Linked DNA regions of Homo sapiens: region 2 is linked to region 1. A link is an interaction called in ENCODE POLR2A ChIA-PET data of the cell type or tissue named here. Cell type or tissue: HepG2. All regions are shown on one strand. Links, peaks and the distances in the headings refer to the core of each region. The heading gives the core; the rest is flanking DNA.

Region 1 (5,387 bases), core at 235-5,234:
TGTGTGCTTTCACTTTTATCTTCTAGTGTAATATAAACTCAACTCCTAAAGACCCTGATTCAAGGAAAACACTATCAGTGCCTGTCTCTGAGGCCTGAATTTTCCAGGCCTCGGTCTTGGAATGTGGAGGAGATGAAAGAAAACAGACTTGAGAATATGCAAACATGAACCCAGACCTTTCCCAGAAGAACATCACCCAGAACTCCCACAGCTCCTAAATCTCACTTTAACATGTGTTTGATGCTTTATCTGAGTTTTGGGTCATCTTAAGGGAGTGCAGGTATTAGAAACTATTATATATAAGTAGAAAAGAGATGAAAATGCCTGCCTGGAAGATAACTATGATCCTTTTTCTCACTAGGGTGATTTTATGTTTATTTATGTACTTACATTTTAGAGATGGGGTCTTGTTCTGTCGCCCAGGCTGGAGTACAGTATCATAGTTCCCTTGAAGCCCCAAACTACTGGACTCAAGCAGCCCTCTCGCCTCAGCCTCCCAAATAACTGGGGGACTGTAGGCATATGCCACCATGCTCAGCTAATTAAAAAAAAATTTTTTTTTTTGGAGACCGGTCTTACTATGTTGCCCAGGTTGGTCTCAAACTCCTGGCCTCAAACGATGCCCCTGCCTTAGCCTCCTGAGTAGCTATGATTATAAGCAAGAGCTACTGTGACAAGTTAGACTAGAAAGGTATATTTGTGAGACTAGTCCTAAATAGTTTTAAACAGGGAGAAATTTAAGTTATAACTGTCTAAGAAAGACTTTAGATTGTTCTTTTTTTTTTTTTTTGAGATGGAGTCTCGCTCACTCTGTCACCCAGACTGGAGTGCAGTGGCGCAATCTTGGCTCACTGCAACCTCTGCCTCCTGGGTTCAAGCGACTCTCATGCCTCAGCCTCCCGAGTAGCTGGGATTACAGGCGCCTGCCACCACGCCCAGCTAATTTTTGTATTTTTAGTAGAGATGGGGTTTCACCATGTTGGCCAGGCTGGTCTGAAACTCCTGACCTCAGGTGATTGCCCGCTTTGGCCTCCCAAAGTGCTGGGATTGCAGGTGTGAGCCACCTTACCCGGCTGAGATTGTTCTTGAAATAGTGTTCTATTTTTTAAAAAATTGTTTTCTTTTTATATCCCTGAAAACTTATTCTGTCAAAATTTATATTTAGCCTATTAATTTTCAGTCCACTGATAATGTTCTTCACTCTGCCAACACACATGTGTGTGCACATACTCACACACTTGAAAAATTTTCTTCTTCCCTGTTTGAGGAAACTCTGGAAGGAATCAAGAGAAACCAGTAACATCTTGGGGAGGAGGAGTGCCTGTGTTATGGGGTGTGGGTAATAGGGGGCAGAGACTGGGGGGAACTGATGACCATATAGTTTTTAATATTACTAAAAAATTAAACCATTTGAATATATTACCTATATAAAACATTAAAATAAGGGGGTCCATGATTATTGCCTTAAGTAATATGTGTTCATTGTGGAGTAAGCGGATAATATAGGAAAGCACAAGGAAGAAAAAAAATCACTCGCAATTTCAACCAGCCGAGAGATAACATCTCTGTTACATTATTATTACAGATTATCTCTGTGAATGAAAATATGTATTTAATAGAAAATTGTATATCTTGACAAAACAATTTATAATGTCTAATAACCTGCCTTTTAAAATTTAACAATGTAAGTAATTTTTCAAATTCTTAAGTATTTGCTTTCATTATTTTTCGTGGATATATAGTGCTCTATTATATTAAAATGCTTTAACCAGTTCACTCTTGTTAGATACATAGGCTGTCCTAATTTTCTTTGATGAAATTTCTTGTAGGTAAATCTACACACATCCATAATGATTTCTAGGTGTAGAATTGCTGGGTTGAAGGCACATAGTTATTTTTGAGACATTATCTACTGTCTAGTCAGATTGCTTCCTGGAAGGGTTGTGCTCATTTGCACTCACTATGGTGGATGAGAGGCTACATGAAATAGTGCCCAGGTGACCAGCCATGGAATATAGGACAACTCCCAGTTCCATGGTTTTGGGGAGAAAATCTGGGGCATGAAAACTAGTTTTTTCTCTTACTCAGTATGTGATTTGCATCAGGCTGTAGTAGGTATTTGTGTCAGTTAAGTCTGGAATATTTGGATATTGGATTTCTGGGCTGGACAGTGATGGATGAACTGTTTACTGCTGTAGGTTGAAGAATTTTCTACTGAAAGAAAATTGAATTGTTTTTTGCTACTGGCAGGCCTAGTGTTCTGTTAATGGAAGGATGCAGACCGGAGCTGTTCCTATTCGGCCATCTTGCCAGCCTAGATTGAAAGATTAAAGATTGCTAGATTGAAATAGGCTTAAAAGTAGATGTCCAACTGAATTTATTAAAAGATGAGAGATGGCACAGTAGCCCGCGCACTTGAAATCTCAAGAAAATATTGCATAGCATTTAAAAAATATTTGCTGAACATTTTATTTAAACATGGAAAGGTATTTTGCTGCCACACTGATAGTTCAGTGAATTGCACTTTTGGATCTTGGAGAATGGAGAGAAGCAGCTAGGCAAATAATTGGCAAGAAAAGTAAACAGTTACAGTGCAGCTTTGTTTACCCACTCTGCCTATCTGCGTTTCTGAAATTGGATTCCTTGGCTCTGTGAACTAGTTAGCCTTCCTTTAGAGTGCTTGGAATTGAAAGCATGTCAGAGAGAACACAGTCACGTATATCTTAGTTGGATGTGTGTGTCCTGTCACTGTTAGGACTTGGTGGCATAAAGGAATTAATAATGAGAAGTGAGCTGGGAATGGTTTATCAGTGGAAATATCTGGAATAGGTTTTTAGGTCTATTTGTGTCATGGACATTTCGAAGTCTCATAGTCACAATGTTAACATTTTTTATTTGTGGAACAAAGACTTCTTTATTTAATAGATAGAACCTTGATTATGAGAAAGATCTAATTTTACTCTGAAGGTTCTTTTAAAGAGTACTACCTCTGAGGAGCATCTGTTTTGTAAAATTTGGGGGACATTGTTTCACCTAATTTTTGGTTATAATCTGCTAATAAATTTTACATTTTATTATAAGAATGAATCAGGCACTGGAATATGGGGATACTTTTTTCTCTAATTTTAACAGTTTTGCAAGAGTCATTTATTTGGGAAAAGTGAGGGAAATAAGGGCAAAATTTAGCATGTCATCCTTGTTACTGAGGGAGCAGAGGAAGTGTTTTAAGAAGTCACATGATGGCTGGCAAGATGGCCGAATAGGAACAGCTCCGGTCTGCAGCTGCCAGTGAGATCAACGTGGAAGGCGGGTGATTTCTGCATTTCCAACTGAGGTACCCAGCTCATCTCATTGGGGCTGGTTAGACAATGGGTGCAGCTCATGGAGGGCAAGCCGAAGCAGAGTAAGGCATCGCCTCATCCGGGAAGCACAAGGGGTCGGGGAACTCCCTCCCCTAGCCAAGAGAAGCCATGAGGGACTGTGCTGTGAGGAACGGTGCATTCCGGCCCAGATACTACGCTTTTCCCATGGTCTTCGCCACCTGCAGACCAGGAGATTCCCTCGGGTGCCTACGCCACAAGGGCCCTGGGTTTCAAGCACAAAACTGGGTGGCCGTTTGGGCAGGCAATGAGCTGGCTGCAGGAAGCCCAGGGGGCCAAGTGGTCTAGCTCAGTGGATCTCACTCCCATGGAGCCCAGCAAGCTAAGATCCACTAGCTTGAAATTCTTGCTGCCAGCACAGCAGTCTGAAGCCGACCTGGGACGCTCAGGCTTGGTGAGGGGAGGGGCGTCCGCCGTTACTGAGGCTTGAGTAGGCGGTTTTCCCCTCACAGTATAAACAAAGCCGCCAGGAAGTTCGGACTGGGCAGAGCCCATGTCATAATGACAGGATCAAATTCACACATATAATATTAACCTTAAATGTAAACGGGCTAAATGTCCCAATTAAAAGACACAGACTGGCAAGTTGGATAAAAAGTCAAGACACCTCGGTGTGCTGTATTTAGGAGACCCATCTCACGGACAAAGACACACGCAGGCTCAAAATAAAGGGAGGGAGGAATATTTACCAAGCAATTGGAACGTTAAAAAAAAAAGCAGGGGTTGGCCAGGCACAGTGGCTCACACTTGTAATCCCAGCACATTGGGAGGCCAAGGCGGGTGGTTCACCGGAGGCTGGGAGTTCGAGACCAGCCTGACCAACATGGAGTAACCCTGTCTCTACTAAAAATTCAAAAATTAGCCGGGTGAGGTTGCGCATGCCTGTAATCCCAGCTACTTGGGAGGCTGAGGCAAGAAAATCTCTTGAATCCAGGATGCAGAGACTGAGGTGAGCCAAGATCATGCCATTGCACTCCAGCCTGGGCAACAAGAGTGAAACTCTGTCTCAAAAAAAAAAAAAAAAAAAAAAAAAAAAAAAAAAAAAAAGCAGGGGTTGCAATCCTAGGCTCTGATAAAACAGACTTTAAACCAACAAAGATCAAAAAAGACAAAGAAGGGCATGGTAAAGGGATCAACGCAACAAGAAGAGCTAACCTAAATATATATGCACCCAAAATAGGAGCACCCAGATTCATAAAGCAAGTTCTTAGAGACCTACAAAGAGACTTAGACTCCCACACATTAATAGTGGGAGACTTTAACACCCCACTGTCAATATTAGAAAGATCAATGAGACAGAAAATTGACAAGGATATTTAGGACTTGAACTCAGCTCTGGACCAAGCAGACCTAATAGACATCTACAGAACTCTCCACCCCAGATCAGCAGAATATACATTCTTCTCATCACTACATCACACTTTAAAATTGACCACATAATTGGAAGTAAAACACTCCTCAGCAAATGTGAAAGAACAGAAGTCATAACAAACAGTCTCTCAGACCACAGTGCAATCAAATTAGAGCTCAGGATTAAAAAACTCACTCAGAATAGCACAACTACATGGGAACTGAACAACCTGGTCCTGAATGACTACTGGGTAAATAATGAAATTAAGGCAGAAATCAGTAAGTTCTTTGAAACCAATGAGATCAAAGACACAATATACCAGAATCTCTGGGACACAGCTAAGCAGTGTTTAGAGGGAAATTTATAGCACTAAATGCCCACAGGAGAAAGCAGGAAAGATCTAAAATCGACACCCTAACGTCACGATTAAAAGAACTAGAGAAGCAAGAGCAATCAAATTCAAAAGCTAGCAGAAGAAATAACTAACAACAGAGCAGAACTGAAGGAGATAGAAACATGAAAAACCCTTCAAAAAATCAATGAATCCAGGAGCTGATTTTTTGTAAAGAGCTCCTGAAGGAAGCTCTATTTTAACAAAATAGATAGACCACTAGCCAGGCTAATAAAGAAGAAAATAGAGAATAATCAAATAGACA
Region 2 (5,387 bases), core at 143-5,142, 83 kb after region 1:
AAAAAAAAAAAAAAAAAAAAAGGAAAGAAAATTCTGATAACCACTGTTAGTAATAACATTTTTAGTACTATTGTTATTATTGAAGTCTTTCAGAATAAAATTTTTTGTTTGCCAGGAGAAGGGTAATGGGAACAGGACTGCCCAATGTTCATCAGAAGTTTCATTGAACTCTTGAAGCTGGAAAGAGCCTAGAGCATACATGCAGATTTATTTTTCTAAATGCCTGTTCATATTTTGAAGAATCTATTTTTCCCCTAGGATTTCAAATGCATCCTTTGAAATATACTAGGTTCTTATATAAACATGGGTGTATTTCTAGATCTTTTCCTTCTCTTTTAATCTATTTTCCCCATGCTATACAACACTGTTCTGTTTTACTGTACCTCCTTTTTGAAAATGCAGTATTTTAGGCACAGAGACACTATGGAGAAGTATATAATATACTGTATATAGTATACCTGTATACCAAATATCAAGCTTTGTCACATCTTAACATTTTACCATAATAGATTTAGATCATTTTTCTTTCTTTTTTTTACTGACATAATTCACATACCACAAAATTCACTCTTTAAAAATACACAATTCAGTAATTTTACAAAATTGTGCAACCATTACCACTATAATAAATTCTAGAACATTGTTTGAGAATGTTCTAGAAACACCATAGGTCTAGAAACTCCTTACCCTCACTCCTTACCCTTTCCAGACCTTAGGTAAGGTAGAAACCTTCATACTCACTATAATACTCATCCTAGTTCTCATATATACTCATCCTCATTCTACCTTACCTAAGGTCTTCATACTCACTAGGATGAGTATTATAGTGAGTATGAAGGTTTCTACCTTACCTAAAGTCTGCAAACACTTTACCCATTAGCAGTCACTCCATATTCTGCTTCTTGCCCAGCACCTGGCAACCACTAATCTACTTTGTCTCTGTGGATTTACCTACTCTGGACAGTTTATGTCAATGGAATTATACGTGTCCTTTTGTGTCTGGCTTCTTACATTCAACGTAATATTTTCCAGATTTGTCCATATTGTAGCATATGTTGGTACTTTGTCCCTCCTTATGGCTAAATAATATTTCATTATATAGATATACAACATTTATTTATCCATATATCAGTTGATGGACATTTGAATTGTTTCCACTCTTTAGCTATTGTGAACAAAGCTAGACGTGAATATTTGCATACAAATTTTTTTTTGTAAATATACTTTCAGTTCTCCTTAGTATATACCTAGGAGTAACACCATTTCTCCTCAGTCATATGGTAACTCTATATTTAACTTTCTTAAGAACTGCCAAATGTCTTCCAAAATGGCCGTAACATTTTTCATTCTTACCAGCAATGTATGAGGATTCCAATTTCTCCGTGTCATTGACAGTGCTTATTATTCTCCTTGTTTATTATACTCATCCTAGTGAGTATAAAGTGTGTCTCATCTCATTGTGGTTTGATTTGCATTTACCTAAGGACTAATGATGTTGAACATCCTTTCGTGTATGTCTATTTGGAGAAATGTCTATTCAGATCATTTATTTTTGTAGTAACAGCTTCATTGATAAATTTGATTCAAATACCACACAATTCATCCATTTAAAGTGTGCAATTCAATAGTTTTTGGTACATTTTTGTACATTTAGTACATTCTGTATTTAGTACATACAACCACCATCAGTAACAAATTTCAGAATATTTTCGTCACCTCAAAAAGAAATCCCCTGCTCTTTAACTGTAACCCCATCTACCCTGCACTGCCTTTCCCCTAACCCTGAGGAAGTACTTTTCTACTTTCTGTCTCTATAGATTTACCTATCTGGACATTTCATATAAATGATACTCTGTAATATGAGGTCTTTTGTGTCTGGCTTCTTTCACTTAGCATAATGTTTCCAGGGTCATCCATACTGTACTATTATGTATCAGGACTTTATTTCCTTTTATGGCTGTATAATATTTCATTGTATGGATATACCACAGTTTGTTTATTCATCTGTTGATAGACATTTAGATTGTTTCCACCTTTTGACTGTTAGGAATATTGCAGCTATGAATAGTCATGTACAATTTTGTGTTTGAACACCTGTTTTTCAGTTACACATCTAGAGTAGAATTCCGGAGTCATACGGTAATTCTGCTTTTAACCTTTTAAGGAACTGCCAAACTGTTTTCTACAACCACTGCACCATTTTCTATTTCTCCCAGTAATGAGTGAGGGTTTTTATTTCTTTACACTCTCATGGTATTTCACTGTACTTTTTTTTTTTTTTTTTTTTGAGACAGGGTCTTGCTCTGTCACCCAGGTTGGAGTGCAGTGGCACAAGCACAACTCATTGCAGCCTCAAACTTAGGCTCAAACGATCCTCCCACCTGAGCTTCCTTAGTAGCAGGGACTACAGGCACATGCCACCATGCTCGGCTAAGTTTTTTTTCATTTCTGGGAGAGACAAGGTGTCACTGTGTTGCCCAGGCTGGTCTTCGAACTCCTGAGCTCAAGCGAGCCTCCCATCCCAGCCTTCCAAAGTGCTGAAATTACAGGTGGGAGCCACCACACCCAGCCTCAGTGTACTTTTGATTTGCATTTCTCTAATGATTAAGAATGTTGGGGATTTTTTCATGTGTTTGTTGGCCATTCGTGTAACTTCTTTGGATAAATGTCTATTCAAGTCCTTTGCTCATTTTTTATTTTATTTTCTTATTTTTTAGAGACATTATTGCTCAATCACCCAGGCTGGAATGCAGTGGCACAATCATAGCTCACTGTAACCTTGAACTCCTGGGCTTAAGTGATCCTCCTGCCTCAGCCCTCTGAGTAGCTAGGATTACAGGCACACACCACCCTGCCCAGCTAATTTAAAAAAAAAAAGTTTATTTTATTTTATTTTTTTAGAGATGGGGTCTCACTAAGTTGCTCAGACTGGTCTCAAGCTCCTAGCCTCAGGCAATCCTCTTACCTTGGCCCTAAAAAGTGTTGGGATTACAGGTGTGACCTACTGTGCCTGCCCACCCCATTTATTTTTATTTCTTTTTTTTTTCTAATCCCATGACAGATTACCCATTTTTAAATTGGGTTTACTTTATTGTTGAATTGTAGGAGTCCTTGATTGAATATCAATTCTTAATACTAGACTCTTACCGAATACATGATTTGAAAATATTTTTTCCCATTCTGTGGATTGTCTTTTCACTTTCTTAGTGATCAGCCTTTTGATGCATAAAAATTCTTTGTTTTGACGAAGTCTAATTTATCTACTTTTCTTAGGTTGTCTGTGCTTTTAGTGTTTTATATAAGAAACCATTGTGAAATTCAAGATCATAATGATTAACAGTTGCATAGCTTTGGCTAGAACTTCCAGTATAGGAAACATATTTAGATCTTCTGTCTATTTTCAGTTAATTTTTTCAGCTGGGCATGGTGGCTTATGCCTGTAATCCAGGCTGATGTGGGAGTATTGCTTGAGCCCAGGAGTTCGAGACCACCCTGGCTAACACAGTGAAACCCTGTCTCTACTCAAAATACAAAAAATTAGCCGGGTGCCTGTAGTCCCAGCTACTCGGGAGGCTAAGGCAGGAGAATGGCGTGAACCTGGGAGGCGGAGCTTGCAGTGAGCCGAGATCACGCCACTGCACTCCAGCCTGGGCGACGGAGCGAGACTCCATCTCAAAAAATAATAATAATAATAATAATGCAGAAAAAAACCTATTAGATCTAATAAACTCAGCACAGTTGCAGAATACAAGATAAATACACAAAAATCAGTTGTATTTCTATACACTAGCAGTGAACAGTTTGAAAACAAAATTAACAACTATGTTACAACAGCATAAAAGATTTAAAAACCTAGGAAACAATTTAACCAAGGAGGCAAAAGACTTGTACACTGAAAACTACAAAACACCACTGACCTCATGATCCACCCACCTCGGCCTCCCAAAGTGCTGGGATTACAGGCAGGAGCCACTGCGTCTGGCCCTTTTTTTTTTTTTTTTTTTTTTAAAGACGGAGTCTTGCTCTTGTCACCCAGGCTGGAATGCAATGGCGCGATTTTGGTTCACTGCAGCCTCTGCCTCCTGGGTTCAAGCGATTCTCCTGCCTCACCCTCCTGAGTAGCTGGGATTACAGGCACCTGCCACCATGCCCAGCTAATTTTTGTATTTTTAGTAGAGATGGGGTTTTACCATGTTGGCCAGGCTAATCTTGAACTCCTGATCTCAGGTAATCGGCCCGCCTCGGCCTCCCAAAGTGCTGAGATGACAAGTGTGAGCCACCACACCCAGCTGGTTTTTTCTGCATTCTATAAGATTTTCTATATACATGATTATGGCATCTGTGAATAGCGATAGTTTTACTTCCTTATTTCCAGTTGGGAAGTTTTTATTTCTTTTTCTTACCTGATTGCTTTGGCTAGAACTTCCAGTACAGTGTTGAACAGAAGAGACAAAAACTGACATTCTTATTTTATTCCTGAAAGGGATAAAGGGAAAGCTTTCAGTCTTTCACCATTGAGTGTTGTGTGTATGTTTTTCATATATGCCCTTTACCATACTGTGGAAATTCCATTCTATTCTGTTTGTTTTTATCATGAAAAAGTGTTGCATTTTTGTTATATGCTTTTTCTGCATCAGTTGAGATGCTCATCAATTGAGATTTTTTCCTTCTTTCTGTTAATATGGTGTGGTTTTCTGATGTTGAACCACTCTTGTGAACTTCTAGAACAAATCCTACTTGGTCATGTTATATAAGCTTTTTAATATTCTTCTCGATGCAGTTTGATAACATTTTTTTTAGGACTTTTGTATATATATTCATCAGGGATATTGGTCTGTAGGTTTCTCCAACTCCTGGCCTTAAGCAGTACTTCTACCTCAGCCTCCCAAATTGCTGGGGATTATAGCTGTGAGCCACCATGCCTGGCTGGTTTGTAATTTTCTTACAATGTCTTTATTTGACTTTGGTGACAGGGCAATAGTGTTGGCCTCATAGCATGATTTAGGAAGTGTTCCTTCTTCTGCTGTGTTTTGGAAGAGATTGAGAAGGATTATTGTTAATTCTTTAAATATTTGGTAGAATTCACCAGTGAAGCTATGGTCCTGGGCTTTTCTTTGTTGGAAAGTTTTTGATTACTGATTCAATCTCTTTACTTGTTGTAAGTCTATTCAGATTTTCCATTTCGTCTTAAGTCAGTTTTGGTAATTTGTTTTCAGGAATGTTTGCATTTCACCTAGGTGATTTAATTTACTGGAGTAAATTGCTCATAGTATTTTCTTCAAATCCTTTTTATTTGTTTTTTACTGAGAGGTTTCACCCTTTTTAATTTCTGATATTAGTTGAATCTTTTCTTCCTCATAAGTCTAGCTAAATATTTGTCAATCTTG

Evidence for each region. ChIA-PET counts read pairs that join two places held together with the same protein. Peaks named below come from ENCODE experiments on the same cell type or tissue, not always from the same donor. Only the 100,000 strongest peaks of a DNase experiment are listed, where the experiment ranks them.
Region 2: POLR2A ChIA-PET joins it to region 1 with 5 read pairs; 2 of 35 experiments call an interaction of 5 or more read pairs at or near these places.

The regions. Positions count from the first base shown.
Region 1 is chr2:120,064,741-120,070,127 of GRCh38, forward strand. All of the region lies in intron 3 of EPB41L5 (erythrocyte membrane protein band 4.1 like 5), which reads left to right. Among named protein-coding and RNA genes, the nearest start is that of EPB41L5, 54 kb to the left of the region's middle. RefSeq lists an enhancer at 3,539-4,126. In HepG2, for the core only: no CTCF peak of the experiment used is centred there; a DNase peak (open chromatin) is centred at 2,631; H3K4me3 peaks cover 668 bases.
Region 2 is chr2:120,147,626-120,153,012 of GRCh38, forward strand. All of the region lies in intron 20 of EPB41L5 (erythrocyte membrane protein band 4.1 like 5), which reads left to right. Among named protein-coding and RNA genes, the nearest start is that of TMEM185B, 73 kb to the right of the region's middle. In HepG2, for the core only: no CTCF peak of the experiment used is centred there; DNase peaks (open chromatin) are centred at 2,486 and 2,776.